Linked DNA regions of Homo sapiens: region 2 is linked to region 1. Evidence: chromatin contacts called from ENCODE Hi-C or POLR2A ChIA-PET data. All regions are on one chromosome and are shown on one strand. Each heading gives the region's core, a stretch centred on a gene start or an enhancer-like site at or near the end of the contact. The rest is flanking DNA. Distances are from core to core; before and after follow the strand shown. Region 1 holds the start of LOC124902473 (a long non-coding RNA gene). Region 2 holds the start of GRID1 (glutamate ionotropic receptor delta type subunit 1).

Evidence for each region. A loop is a pair of places that touch in the nucleus more often than their neighbours do. ChIA-PET counts read pairs that join two places held with the same protein, here RNA polymerase II (POLR2A). Pooled maps may share reads with other maps.
Region 2: a pooled map shows a loop between it and region 1 (2.3-fold over the local background). The contact joins the promoter of GRID1 here to the enhancer-like site in region 1. A Hi-C loop is called at or near these places in 1 of 168 maps with a recorded cell type or tissue (OCI-LY7) and 3 of 50 pooled maps. POLR2A ChIA-PET finds 5 or more read pairs at or near these places in 7 of 52 experiments (A549, BJ, HEK293 and 3 more).

Annotation. Positions count from the first base shown.
Region 1 is chr10:86,398,057-86,404,068 of GRCh38, forward strand. LOC124902473 (a long non-coding RNA gene) reads right to left here and starts at 5,132. Exons shown (of 2, transcript XR_007062221.1): 1 at 5,034-5,132; 2 at 3,925-4,608. RefSeq lists enhancers at 1,718-2,711, 1,775-1,824, 1,816-2,110, 1,915-1,964, 2,712-3,705 and 1 more and silencers at 2,115-2,344, 2,355-2,404, 3,095-3,144, 3,215-3,264, 3,385-3,444. Within about 2 kb of position 1,940, at least 21 of the 41 ENCODE cell types and tissues checked have a DNase peak (open chromatin) inside an H3K27ac peak, as active enhancers do; they include OCI-LY7, where a contact is called at or near this core.
Region 2 is chr10:86,361,958-86,368,284 of GRCh38, forward strand. It overlaps GRID1 (glutamate ionotropic receptor delta type subunit 1), which reads right to left and starts at 4,838. Exons shown (of 16, transcript NM_017551.3): 1 at 4,357-4,838; 2 at 1,984-2,139. The coding sequence starts at 4,435. RefSeq lists enhancers at 919-1,432, 1,433-1,946 and silencers at 4,147-4,296, 4,327-4,526, 4,757-4,806, 4,827-5,216, 5,327-5,536 and 1 more.

The DNA.
Region 1 (6,012 bases), core at 690-3,189:
TTGTGGAGTGAAGACTAAATGAGGGTTTAAAAAGAGAGATTATGCTATCTAATGGCTTTACCATCTGAGAATGTAGAGTACAAACAAAAATAGGGGGTAGGCTGGGTACAGTGGCTCACGCCTGTAATCCCAGCACTTTGGGAGGCCAAGGAGGGCAGAACACCTGAGTTCAGGGGTTTGAGACCAGCCTAGCCAACATGGTGAAACCCTGTCTCTACTAAAAATACAAAAATTAGCCAGGCATGGTGGCATGTGCCTGTAATCCCAGCTACTCGGGAGACTGAGGCAGGAGAATCGCTTGAACCCAGGAGGCAGAGGTTGCAGTGAGCCAAGATTGTGCCACTGCACTCCAGCCTGGGCAACAGAGCAAGACTCTGTCTCAAAAAAAAAAAAAAAAAAATGGGGGGGATAAAAATAACATATGCAGAAAGAAAAAGTTTTAGGTGTTTTCAGAAATTATAGCTAGTTATGGTATTGATATTGTTATTCTGAACCTGTAAGTATATAAATTGAAATAAAACAAATGACTAATTGGATTCTAATTCAGTTATTCCTGGTGTCCTTAAGAACCAGGATTCCCAGTGTGGAAGAAAAGAAATACAGGTGTAATCAAGAAGTCCTCCACTTAACGTAGTTACATCAGTATAAATTCCCAGTGTATTTTATCATATATGTAATTTACAGCTCCTCCATTGAAAAGACCTAGAAACAAAGATCAACCAAGAAGTGAAGAGGATTCCTAGCACCCCAAACTGGTAAGATGTCTTGTCATTCCAGATAACAAGGAAGTGTTCAAAGGCTACTAGGGTCACATCTAAAGGACCCAAGGATTAACCTGAAGGGCTCCAGCTGCCCAAAGAGGGGACAATTTGTATGTTACTACTGACAGTAACTGCAACGTATTGAAATCCATCTAGCACATTTAAATCCTTGGCATCGTGATGGTATATTTTTTTAACTCTTCATTTTGGGAGGATGACAGGGTAGCAATTCGTCATCTTGAAAACGGATAAATAAATGCAAAGAAACAAGCATTTACCCGCCTTTCCTCTGTGAACGGTTCCACTGGGTAACCAAATAGCAGATGAGGAGAAGAGTCTCTTTATAAAATCAACCCAGATGATAAATGAAAAATAAATTATATAATTAGTATATCACCATTTTCATCCCCCAGTGAATTAATGAATGTAAGCATTGGACATCGTCTCTCCTCAGATCTCAAAAAATAGAGACAACCAGACATTATGTGCCTCCTGACAAAACAGCACTCCACCACCTGGAGTCTCACCAAAAATCTTGAACCTGAGTCTGATCAAGCCTTTGGATCCAGCTGTCAATTTGCAGGAAATGCAGAAAACAGGGAGATGTGTTGAACTGCACCAGGAGAATGCAATCAGTGAAATCCAGACTAGAAATCTCTTCAGATTCTTCCAAGGATACATTGCAAGGAAAAGAAAGTGATGGAGAAAGAAACTACAAATTAAAGAGACTTAAAATATATTAACAAAATGAGCAAGTCTAATTTATAGCCTCTAGAGAGGCGAACTTGGGTGACAACAATTTTTTAAAAACTCGGGTAAGTAATTACTATGAAAGGCAGGAGAGTGGCTACTTTGGGAAGGAGGGAGTCGAGTGAAATCGGGAAGGAGCACGGGTAAGGTATTCTGGGGGAAAGTACTGTTTCTTGGCTTGGGTAGTGGTTACAAAGGTGTTCATTTGATAATAATTCACAAATCTTCACATTTGTGTGGCTTTCTGTGTATTGGCGATTGAATTCAAACTCAGAACTGCTAAGGCCAGCGCCCAAGGCAGCCGACCGCAGAGGCGGGTGGGCAGAGTGGATGAAAAGCAGGCGCTCGGGCCTCCAGGCCTGGCGGGGACAGGAATGTGTTCCGGGCCCCTTGCAGGAGACGCACTGCAGGGGGCGCTGCGGGCACACTGAGACCTCGGAGAGGATCACAGCTCCTGGACCTAGCCCGCGACGCGCCCAGAAGCCTCTATCGCATTCAACTCAGAGCACGACCGCTCGGGAGGAGCGGGCCCATCCAGCCCAGGGGAGGGACCAGGCCGACTTCCGCGCAATGAGCCCTAGGCGGCCGCGCAGCGGTGCAGTGGGCGCGGAGCTGGCAATCAGCGACGACCCGCGGCTGCGGCCCTGCGGGAGCTGCACCATGCGGTCCGGGGCGAGTCGGCTGACACGCGCGCTCACGGCGAGTGGAGCCGGGAATCCAGACCCCAGACGCACGGCCGAGGACCGGCAGAACCCGCTGGATTGGCAGCTCAGGAGCGGGAGGGCGGAGGCGGCGGGCGGGGCCGCTGGAGGCCTGCAATCCCAGCGCATCCCGGGGAAGACCGCCCGCCGGTGTCCGTGTGGCCCCGCGCTCCTGGGGTGGGGCCCGCCTCGTCACCCCGCCCCGTCTGTCTCCTGGTCTCGGCTCGCCGCCGCCTCCGATGAACCTTCTCGGCCTTCCGCCGAGCTCGCCTGAGCGCGCTCCTAACCTGGCTCTGGGCTCCGCCGCTGGTCGCACGGGGATTGTGTCGGCCTCGCCCCCTCCCGCTCCTCCCACACCCTCACCTTCCAGGCGGGGAGGAAGGGCTGCAGCCCCACGGCCGCCGGAACGCCCTCCCGACCCAGGGAGAATCAAGGCCAGGGCTCTCCACCGCCCCTTCCATATCCGGGTCCCCGAGGCGGGCTAGGGTCTGTGGTTTGGGGACAGAAGAGGTCGCGATTGGAGCTGGTGGGCTCCCCTAGGGGAGAGCAGGGAGTTGGAGACGCAGCTCGGCCGAGCTTTCCTTCGCCCACCCACTTTTCGGGTTGGAAGACTGAGGCAGCGGGCATGACTGGGGCCCCGCAGTGCCGGCGCCTCTGGAGGCAGAGAGAGCGCCTGGAAGGCGGCGCCGACGCCGCGGTGCGTCACTCGCCCACCTACTTACCAAAGCAGGTGACACTCGCAAACCCTGGCCCCGCGCCGCCCGCCCCAGGGTGCGGGGGAGAATAAAAAGGGCAGAAGACAGGAGTGGGGCCTAAGGGCGCGCGTGTCCCCCCGACCCCTAGCCTCCTCTCCAGGTGAGCGGCGCGCCCCACCCGGGCCTCCGAGGCCACCGCTGGGTAAAGGGAGCGAAGCCGAGGGGGGCGCCCGTGCTGGCTGGGGTCCGAGACCCGGTTTCCTCCGTGACCCAGCAAGTGTCGAGACGCGCCCAGGGACAGGAGCTGGACTTGGAGTCCACTAGGGGCAATCTCCCGCCCTTCCCGCTGCTCCGTGCCAGGCCCGAGCTTGTCTCGAGCCAGAAGGGCCAGCCTCGGAGGAGGTTACAGCGTCCGGGCGGCCGGACGGGAGCTGACAGCACACCCGTGGCCCTGAGCGGCGACGCGCCCTAGAAAGCCCGTGGGCCCGACCCCGCGGGGGGCCCTCCCCACCCCGCCCGGACGTCCTCCTCACGCCGATCCTTTCCCTCTTTCTTCCCCTTGGACCTCTGTCCTCAACTTTCTTCTGTCCCTTTCCTCGAAGGACACCTCTCCCAGGACTGGGGCCGCGCTCCAGGGCTCCCCCTCCCCCGCCACCCGCGCAGCCCGGCATATGCCTCGACCCAGCACCCGGGCCTCAGAGGAGCTGGGGTGAGGCCTGGGACGTGACAGACTAGGTCCCTGCCCTCTGGGGCTTCCATTCCGTGGGGGAGCAGCAGAAACTGGCGCGTCTACCTTTGCCAGTAGCTAGGAGTGCCATGAGAACAAGGGAAGGGGTGGGAGGGCGTCGCCTACGGAGACGAAGGAAGGCCTCCCGCGCTCATCCGCCTCCGCCTTCGGAGCACTGTGCTTGGTGTCATAACTTTTTACTGAAAAAAAAATTTCAAAGAGAAAATATTCTAAAATAAACAGCAATAAATCAGATGAAGGGGGTCAGCAATACATAAAACGTGGTACAATTTATGGTAGAAAGAGGTAAAATTTTATTTCTATTATCCAATGCCAAAGGACACCCCAAATGGTTCTGAGGATACCTTGGGCAGGTGCCAGATTTGGGGAGGCGAGGGGGAGGGAATCAATGGGACTCCAGTTCAATGACTTCGGTTCTTTACTTAAAAAAAAAAAAGTACTTGATGCGTTGTTGGTGAAACTGAATATATACAAATATATAGATATCTGGTAAGGAGAGCTGAAGACACAAGGAAAAGGCGTTGTCCTGGAGGGGATCCCTGAGAAATGGGGGCGCCTGCCCTGCCCAGAACCCTTTTAAGGAAAGCATATGGGCAAAGCTTCCACAGACTGGGAGGAACAGCAATCAGCAGAGAGCTCAGGTGCTGGCAGGGGCTTCTAAAGAAAGGAGGGAGGGCGGTGGCAGGAGGAGGCGTTCGGTGCAGCAGGAACAGCCTAGGCAGAGGGCACGGGCGGTGGGAATGGCAGCACCATGGCAGGAAATCCGAGGACTAGTCACCACCGCTGAGATGTGTTCTGATGTCCCTGAGTCTCCATCCCTAAGAGACCTGAGAAAGTCGTCCTTCCGTGCAGCCTGGGAGGACTTCATAGAGCGAAGAGCAGAGGCAAAGGCTGGTGCGGAGAGTGACACAGCAGGGTCCAAAGCAGGACAGTTTGCTTGCAGGCTGGGTTGCCTGTAGCCAAAAAGAGACATAACTCTGAGAGGCAGTGAGACTGAATCACGTGGGTCCTTGAATGCCAGGATGAGATGGTCAGACTTCCAAGGGGCGCTGGCAGCTGAGGCGGGGTGATCCAAAGGGCAGGGGCGGTTTTGGAGCTGGGCTGCAGAAAGCCACATTTGTGTCTGGAGAAGGTGATTTTCCTAAAGGCAAGCCAGAGACTGATTTGCCAAGAGCAGGAGACGCCTCGTGCTGCACGATAAGGACCTGAATGTGGTGATGGGGATGGAAAAGCAGAGGTCAATGGGACAGGTGGTATGCAAGCCAGTGCCAGGGGATATGGGTGTGGCTCCTTTAATCACGTGGGGAAGCCCACTCAGTCTGCCTGGAGGAAGGGGGAGTTTCCTTAAGGGCAGAGATGAAGCCCAGCCAGGTCTTACAGAAACGAGGCTGAGAGCTGGGAATCATTAAGATTGGAGAAAGCTCCTCTTTCCATGTATGTGTGTCTCTCCTTTCTGCGACTCTACCCTGTCCTCTGTGGCTCCGGTTTCTGTTCCCTGTGACTTCATCCTGCACTGGTCTTCCGTTGCCCTGGAGCCAATTCTGACCTCTCATCTCTGTGACCTGGAAGCTCCTGTGTTCCACACTTCTGCTCACAGTTAAGGATCTTGACATTAAAATAACTGGCCGGCACTGGGCCATGAATACACTGGATCATGTGTCCACTCTTGGGTGAGGTCACCCAAGGCTGCCCCTTCCTGAGCTATGGCAAAGCAGATTAGTTCAGAAATTGACTGACAGGTTTGGTAGAGATGCCAAAGAGAAACAATCAAAGACAACAGTAGGGACAACTCATTCTTACTGGAAAACACTGGTGCACTTCACTGAAAGAAAAGCATGAACTTGGGCATTTGGTAAACTTCAACACCAGGTGTTGTTGTTGTTGTTGTTGTTGTTGTTGTTGTTGTTGTTGTTGTTGTTGCTGTTGAGACGGAGTCTGGCTGTGTCACCCAGGCTGGAGTGCAGTGGCTCAATCTTGGCTCACTGCAACCTCCATCTCCTGGATTCAAGCAATTCTCCTACCTCAGCCTCTCGAGTAGCTAGGACTACAGGCACCCGCCACCACACCCAGCTGATTTTTGTATTTTTAGTAGAGACGGGGTTTCACCATGTTGGCTAGGCTGGTCTCAAACTCCTGACCTCAGGTGATTCACCCACCTTGGCCTCTCAAAGTGCTGGGATTACAGGCATGAGCCACCACGCCTGGACAAGAGTTTTTAAAAAATCAACATCCCGTGGCCAGGTGTGGTAACTCATGCCTGTAATCTCAGCACTTTGGGAGGCCGAGACAGGTGGATCACCTGAGGCCAGGAGTTCAAGACCAGCCTGGCCAACATAGTGAAACCCCATCTCTAGCAA
Region 2 (6,327 bases), core at 3,588-6,087, 33 kb before region 1:
TAGTCCCTGGGGAACTGCTGATGGGAGCGGACGGGCATCATTCAGAGGCAAAATGAATGAGCTTGGATACTCAACACTGCAGAGGGGAGCCAACAGAGGTGTGTCACCAGACATGGAACACAGGCAGGGTCCCCACCACACTGTGAGCTCCTGGGTCCAGGAAATATGTGCTTCCAAACTGTGGCTTCAGCTCCCAAGCACAAAGAATGAATGTCAACAGAGATGGGGTTTGTGGAACCAGTGTCAAGGGAACAGGTGGCACTGTGAAAGTTGTAGCTTGTCACCCCAGGTCCCCACCCCATTTAGGGTTCCTTCCGCTAAGAAGGCCCTGCCCTCCCCTGGCTGGAGCCCACCCCAAGCACCTGCAAGGAGCTGTGATAAGGGCACACTGAAAAGAAGTCCAGAGGCAGGGGGTGTCTGGAGATAGAGACTGCTGGTGGGACACGACCAGACACCAAAGAAGGGCAGGAATTCCTCTTCCCTGTACCTCAACAGACATCTGACAATGGACATCTGTCACAGCTGGAAGCAGCAGCTCCCATAATAGGCAGTGTTAGCCTCACCCCCCCTAAAAGAAAACACTTGGGACTCCCGGTTTGTAAAACCACCTCAAGAAATCCTTGGACCTTCAGTCCCCAGAAGTAGTCCCCGGTCCCTGCCCCCAGAGCTGGCCCCTTTCCTTCCTCTGCTGCACCCAAGAATAGGAGACCCCCAGAATTCCTCCTTCCAACACAACGACCTCCCCAACACCAGCTCTGACCCCCCAGACCCAGGCCAGAGCCATCATCGAGGCATCCTGTCCTTGCAGGCACCGGGGAGACTAGCAACCCATGTGTACCAAAGCAGCAGGAGGACTCTCGGCTCAACGGGCTTGAGGAGAAAACACCAGCCAGGAGCTCTTAGCCAGCCCACCTCCCACTACACCCACTGCCCCCTCTACACTTCTCTACCAGTTCCTCCAGCAAGGAATCCCTGCATCCTGCGCCACTAACTTGCCCCAGCACTGAGGGGCGCTGGCCCCAGAGTCCCCATGGTTGCGGGGAGCAAGGCAGAGGGAAGGAGAAGGGACTTAAGCCGGGTAAGTGTCAGAGGCGGAGCCTTAGGCCTTAACCAGGAATCTGGAGGCTTGGAGAAGGAACCAGGGTTCCCGAGCTGAAAGGTTGAAGGGGAGGGACTAGCAGAGAGGAGGGAAAGCAGAGGGGGTTGCTGTCGTGAACGCCCTCGCCTCGCACCTGTGGCGCCTGCCGCGGGGCCCGACCGGAGGCAGTGGCTGTGGACAAGGGCGGCCCCGGCGTAGGCCAGGATTTCCCCGCAGCCGGACCGGCCCAGCTCCGCTCCTTTCCTGGGCGAACAGCGCCCACCTCCGGCCCAGGCGGCGGCGCCTCCGCCCGCGGCGCGGACAGCGAGAGAGAAACCGGCTCCTCCAAACCTGGTGGAGGAGCGCTGCAGAGAAGCGCCGGGCTGAGGCTCTGGGGGCCGCGGGGCGCGAAACGCCGCGCCTACCAGGTTATGCCCGGGAGAAGGAGACAGGTCGGGCTCCAGCCGCTGGGCGCTCCTCACCTCGAAGCGAGGAAAACACCGGGCCACTGAGATCAGGGGAGGTGCGCCCGATACAGGTACCCGGCACGCAGACACGCCCACCCCCAAACACCGAGAAACAAAGACTGCCCCGAGCCACGCACGCCTGCGCGGCCAGCGCTGGGCGCACACCCGCGCCCACACAGCCCGAAGGGCGCCACGCAACCCGCAAGAACACCAGCTCCCCGCGCTCGCAGGCTCTCCGTGCCGGCCCGCAGCGCAGAGCAGTCCCGGCGCCGCTGCCTAGGTGGGCCGGGGAAGGCGCGCCACCGCGCATGGCACCGCGGCTGCCGAGGAACAGAGGGTGCCCTGCGCAGCCCAGCTCGTCCCAACCCCTCCGGTGCCCACTGCTGCGACGCCTCGCAGGCCGTGTCCCAGTGGGCCCTGGGCACAGCGGTCACTCACCTTCCTGCACAGCCTGGAATGGGTTGTTGGCCTCGATGACCTTGATGGAGTAGGTGATCTTCTCGCTCTGCAGGATGTCATCGTTGAGGCTCAGGTCGGATACCGCCAACTGGAACACCCTGTCGTCCTTGGCCGCGTTCTCCTCGAAGATGGCACCTGGAGGAGAGAAGGGATCAAGACCGGACCTGGACAAGAACCCTCTCCCCGCTTCCCTTGGCCCGAGGGTCAAGGCACTCGCAGACCGATGATTGCCGGGTGGTGGGAAGTCTGAACTGGGATTTCAGCTTGGCGGGGTAGATTAAGGCTCTCCGATCTCCACCTGCACAGGAATATGTTCCCCTCCCCCCACCAGCCCTCAGCGCACACGTGCACACAGTTGACATGAGTTACACATGCACATCCCACAGGCTGCCACCAGGTCACACACGTGTCTCACAACCAAGGCACCACATGTCCTAGCCATGCTCCACACAAGGGACTAAGCCAAGCTGGGGTGGCCCCAGGCAGCGCCCAAATGCCTTGACATGGTTCCATAAATCCCATCCCAGGAGCCAGGAAGTTCCCCGGGAGGGTGGTGTCCCCCACCCAAATCCCAGGACAGAATGATGGGTCCTTCTCCATGCACGTCCCCTGCTGAGTGGAGCTGAGCGAAGCAGGTCTACAGTTGGCTTTCCTGCGCAGAGGGGTCTTCCTTAGGCAGGGGCTTCGGATGGCCTGCAGCTTGGATGACTGTGACGCTGCCCGGCCTGGCGCCCTGAGCTCAGCCTCCTACTCTCCATCCTTCCCCACTCCCATTTCCTGTACGTCTGTCGAGGGGAGTGGGGGAAGGGGACTTGTGTCCTAGGCGCCTCCACGTTCAGATCTAGCGGAGCTGGGGGTCCCAGAAGGAGCTGCTCTTGAAGGGCTTTCTAGAACCGCGGACAGCTCCTCCAGGGCGCCCTCCGGCTGGCGCTTTGTGCGCCTAGCACAGCTTCCACGGACCCTGCGCTTCCAGCCGAGATCAGTGCGACCAGCCCGAGCCTAGTCCTGCAACCTGGACAGCTCTGGAGTCAGCCACCCACATCCCGCCTCACCAAGCCTCGAGGGTCCCTGAGGTCCCGGAGCTAGGCCCAGTGATCCCTCGAGCTGGGGGCTGGGTAGGAGGAGGGAGGCCCGGATTCCTCACTACACCCGGAGCCGGCGCCGCAATGCTGACCGCGAGACCCGCACCCCTCCAGGGCGGGAAGCAGGTTTGGTCACGGGCCCCTGAGGAGGAATCGTAGCTCTCCGAGCCCAGGCCTAGTCCTCACCACCCCACTCCACCACCCACCCTCCCGCCTTGTCCCGTCCTCCTCGCCTTCAACACCTCCCAACCCCCAGTTTCCCTGTGCTCGCTGGTCTTTCCCAACTTCCGGAAAGACGACTGCGGAGGGACTCCCCCAAAGCGACCGCTGTCAGCCCCCCAACTCGGCCCAACTTCCCGAGATTCCTCCCGTGTTGCTCCCAACTCCCACCCACTCCCCCTCGGCGCGCCCACTCCCCCTCGGCGCGCCCCCTCCTCCTCTGCGCTTTCATCTTCTCTCCCGGTTCTCTCTCTCTATCCATCTCTTCCCGCTCAGCATCCCCCTACCCCCCGCTGCCCACGCTTCTTCCCTCGGCTCCCACCACCCAGACCGTCTGGGCCCCCAAGACTTGGACCACGCAAAACTCTAGGACTGTCCAGGATGGGGATGCAGTCGCCACAACCAGATACACACGCACTCACACATACACCAAGGGCTACACAGACACACACCGGAGAAGCAGGCAGACACTGTGTCCACTCTAACAGGCTGACAGACAGTCGTGCACGCACCAACACACGCTCAGATGGCCCCACACACCCCAACACCCTCTCACAGTAACACCGACACCGTGCCAGGCGCACACAGCGACACACGCTGACAACACGCACCCACACACATTCACACACGGTTCCGGTCCGGCCTCTTTGATCTTGCCCTGCCAACTTGGCGAGCCCCCCGCTGTACCTCCCCCTGCCCCCCGCTGCTCTGAGCTGCGCAGAAGGGCCCTCCCGACCCGCCGACGGCCCCGCTAAGGGCGCGGGTCTCGACGCGCGTCCATCCCGGTGTTCCCCGAAGCGTCGGCCCTAAGTGTCGGTAGAGGCCGCGGGGCCCCGCGCGGAGATCGGAGCCCCGGGGAGCGGCAAGCAGCCAGCGGGAGCGCGGCGCGGCCGGTGCACAGCTCCTCCGCCGGGCGGCGCGGCGCGGCCCTTCGGGGGAGCACCGCCCGCCGAGCCCCTCGGCCCAGGGAAACGCCAAGTTTGGACGCCGCGCACCCCCTGCCCCGTTGGGGCCCCCGCCCAGCCTCGGCCCGGCCTCCAGCCGCGCTTACCGATGTGGATGATGGAGTCGGCCCGCACCGACACGCACTGGCATATCCAGGGGAGAAGCCACAGCGTCAGCGCTTCCATGTCCCCCGGGCGCGCGGCTCATCCACCCGGGCCCGGGGCGAGGCCGAGGGCAGCGCGAAGCGGGGAGGCGCTGGTCCCGGTGCAGTCCCGGGCCGCTCCCCGGGAGAGCCGAGCCCGCCCGTGCGTCTTCCCCCGCGCGCCCGCCCCTGCGCCCTGCGCCCGCCCCAGCCCAGCCCAGCCCAGCCCAGCGCGGTCGGGCTCCCGCTCCGGCTCCGGTGGCGGCTGCGGCGGTGCTGGCAGCTTGAGCCCAGGCCGGCGCGGCGGGGGCGGCCCGCGGCTGTGGCAGCGGCGCTTCCCGCGGCTAGAGCGGCTTCGGGGGAGGCTGAGGCGGTGGCGGCGGCGGCCGGGCCGGCGTGGCGGCTCTGGGCTGGCTGTGTGTCTGAGCCCCGGCGAGGAGCGAACTGCGGAGGACGCCCCCTCCCCTCCCCCTCCCCCTCAGCTCCGCTCCCCCTCCCCTCCCTGCCCGCCTCCCTCCCCTCCGCCCGCCTCTCTACCACGTGACTGCGGAGCCTCAGCCTCGCCGCGCGGCTCTCGCCCGCTCGCGGCTCGGAGGGGGCGCCGGGTGCTCCACGCTCCCGGCTCGGGGGACGCTCGGAGACCGGCACAGCGGCGGGGACCGGCCTGGGCTGCGGCGCGCCGAGCTCTGACGGTTCGGGCCTCCTTCTCCGGTTCGCCAGGGGCGGGAGAATGGAGGAGGGCCGGCCGCTAACTGCCCTCGAGGGGCTCCCGAAGCGCCCTGGCGACCTCAGCAGCCGCGCGTCTCGGGTCATGTCCCCGGCCGAAACAGACCGTTCCTCGTGGAGTGGGACCTGGGGAGCAAGAAGAGAGACCGGGGCGGGGCGCCGGGCCAGGCCCCAGGACAGCTGGGGAGCCAGAGGGGGCCGGCCGCCGCAAGCATCTCAGAGTAGAGCCCGGGCCGTGGGCTCGAACCCTGGCTGGCCGCGCGGACCTCGGCGGGCGCCCATCCCCCGCTCCATGGGCAGCGCGCTCAGCCGGGAGTCGGGCAAGAGGCTCGGACTCTGAAGCCCAATTCATGGCCGGAAACCAGCGCAGCCGTGACCGCGGCGCCTGGACGTGAGGAGCCTTCCAAGCGGCCGGCGGGCTCAGACTCCGACCCTGCACGGAGCTTTCATGTGCGAGCCCGGGCGAAGAGCCCGCTCCTCGCGGCCACAGCGGAACAGGGCTCCCTCCGCCTCCGGTGCCTGCCTCGGGCCGGCCACCACCAAAGAGAGCGTTAAGCTGTTGTGGGCTCGTGCCTGAAAGGGACTGGGCTCCATGTGGCACCCCCAAGATTTCGAGGAGACAGCTGAGCTTCCTGGGGTCTGGGACCTGGCAGAGCCTCGTTCAAAAGCTGCTCCTCCAGCAAGCCTGGGAACGTCCCCGGGCCCTGTTGTCCGCGGAGGGGCCCCAGGACTCCCGCCACGCACCAGGGGGAGAGGCTCCCACCACAGCCCTTGCCCAGAGCTCCCAGCGCAGTGGGCGAGGCAGACACCCAACCAAGTCATCTTTTAAATGTTGGGGGGGGCTATGAATGAGCTGTGTATGCTCAGATGCCTGGGCTCTGAACCAGCCTGGGAAGAAGAGCAGGGATGACTTCCTGGAGGAGATGACAGTTGTAAAGACTGAGTGGAGGTTCCCAAGGGAGAAAATAAGGCTTCCAGGCATTGAATAGTGGTGAGCCAAGGCAAAAAGAAAGAAGTGTGTGTCTGTATGTCTGTCTGTCTCTCATGTGGCCAGAGCCAAAGAGTAAGCATTGGTAGATTTCACTTTGGAAAGAAAGATTGGAGAGGATGGGCTGTGCAGAGGGGGCCAGTGGAGGCCCATAGCACTGTGAGGGAACCCTGGGTGGGCCAGCTCAGCTGGGCAGGGACAGCCTGTTGGAGCGGAGAAGC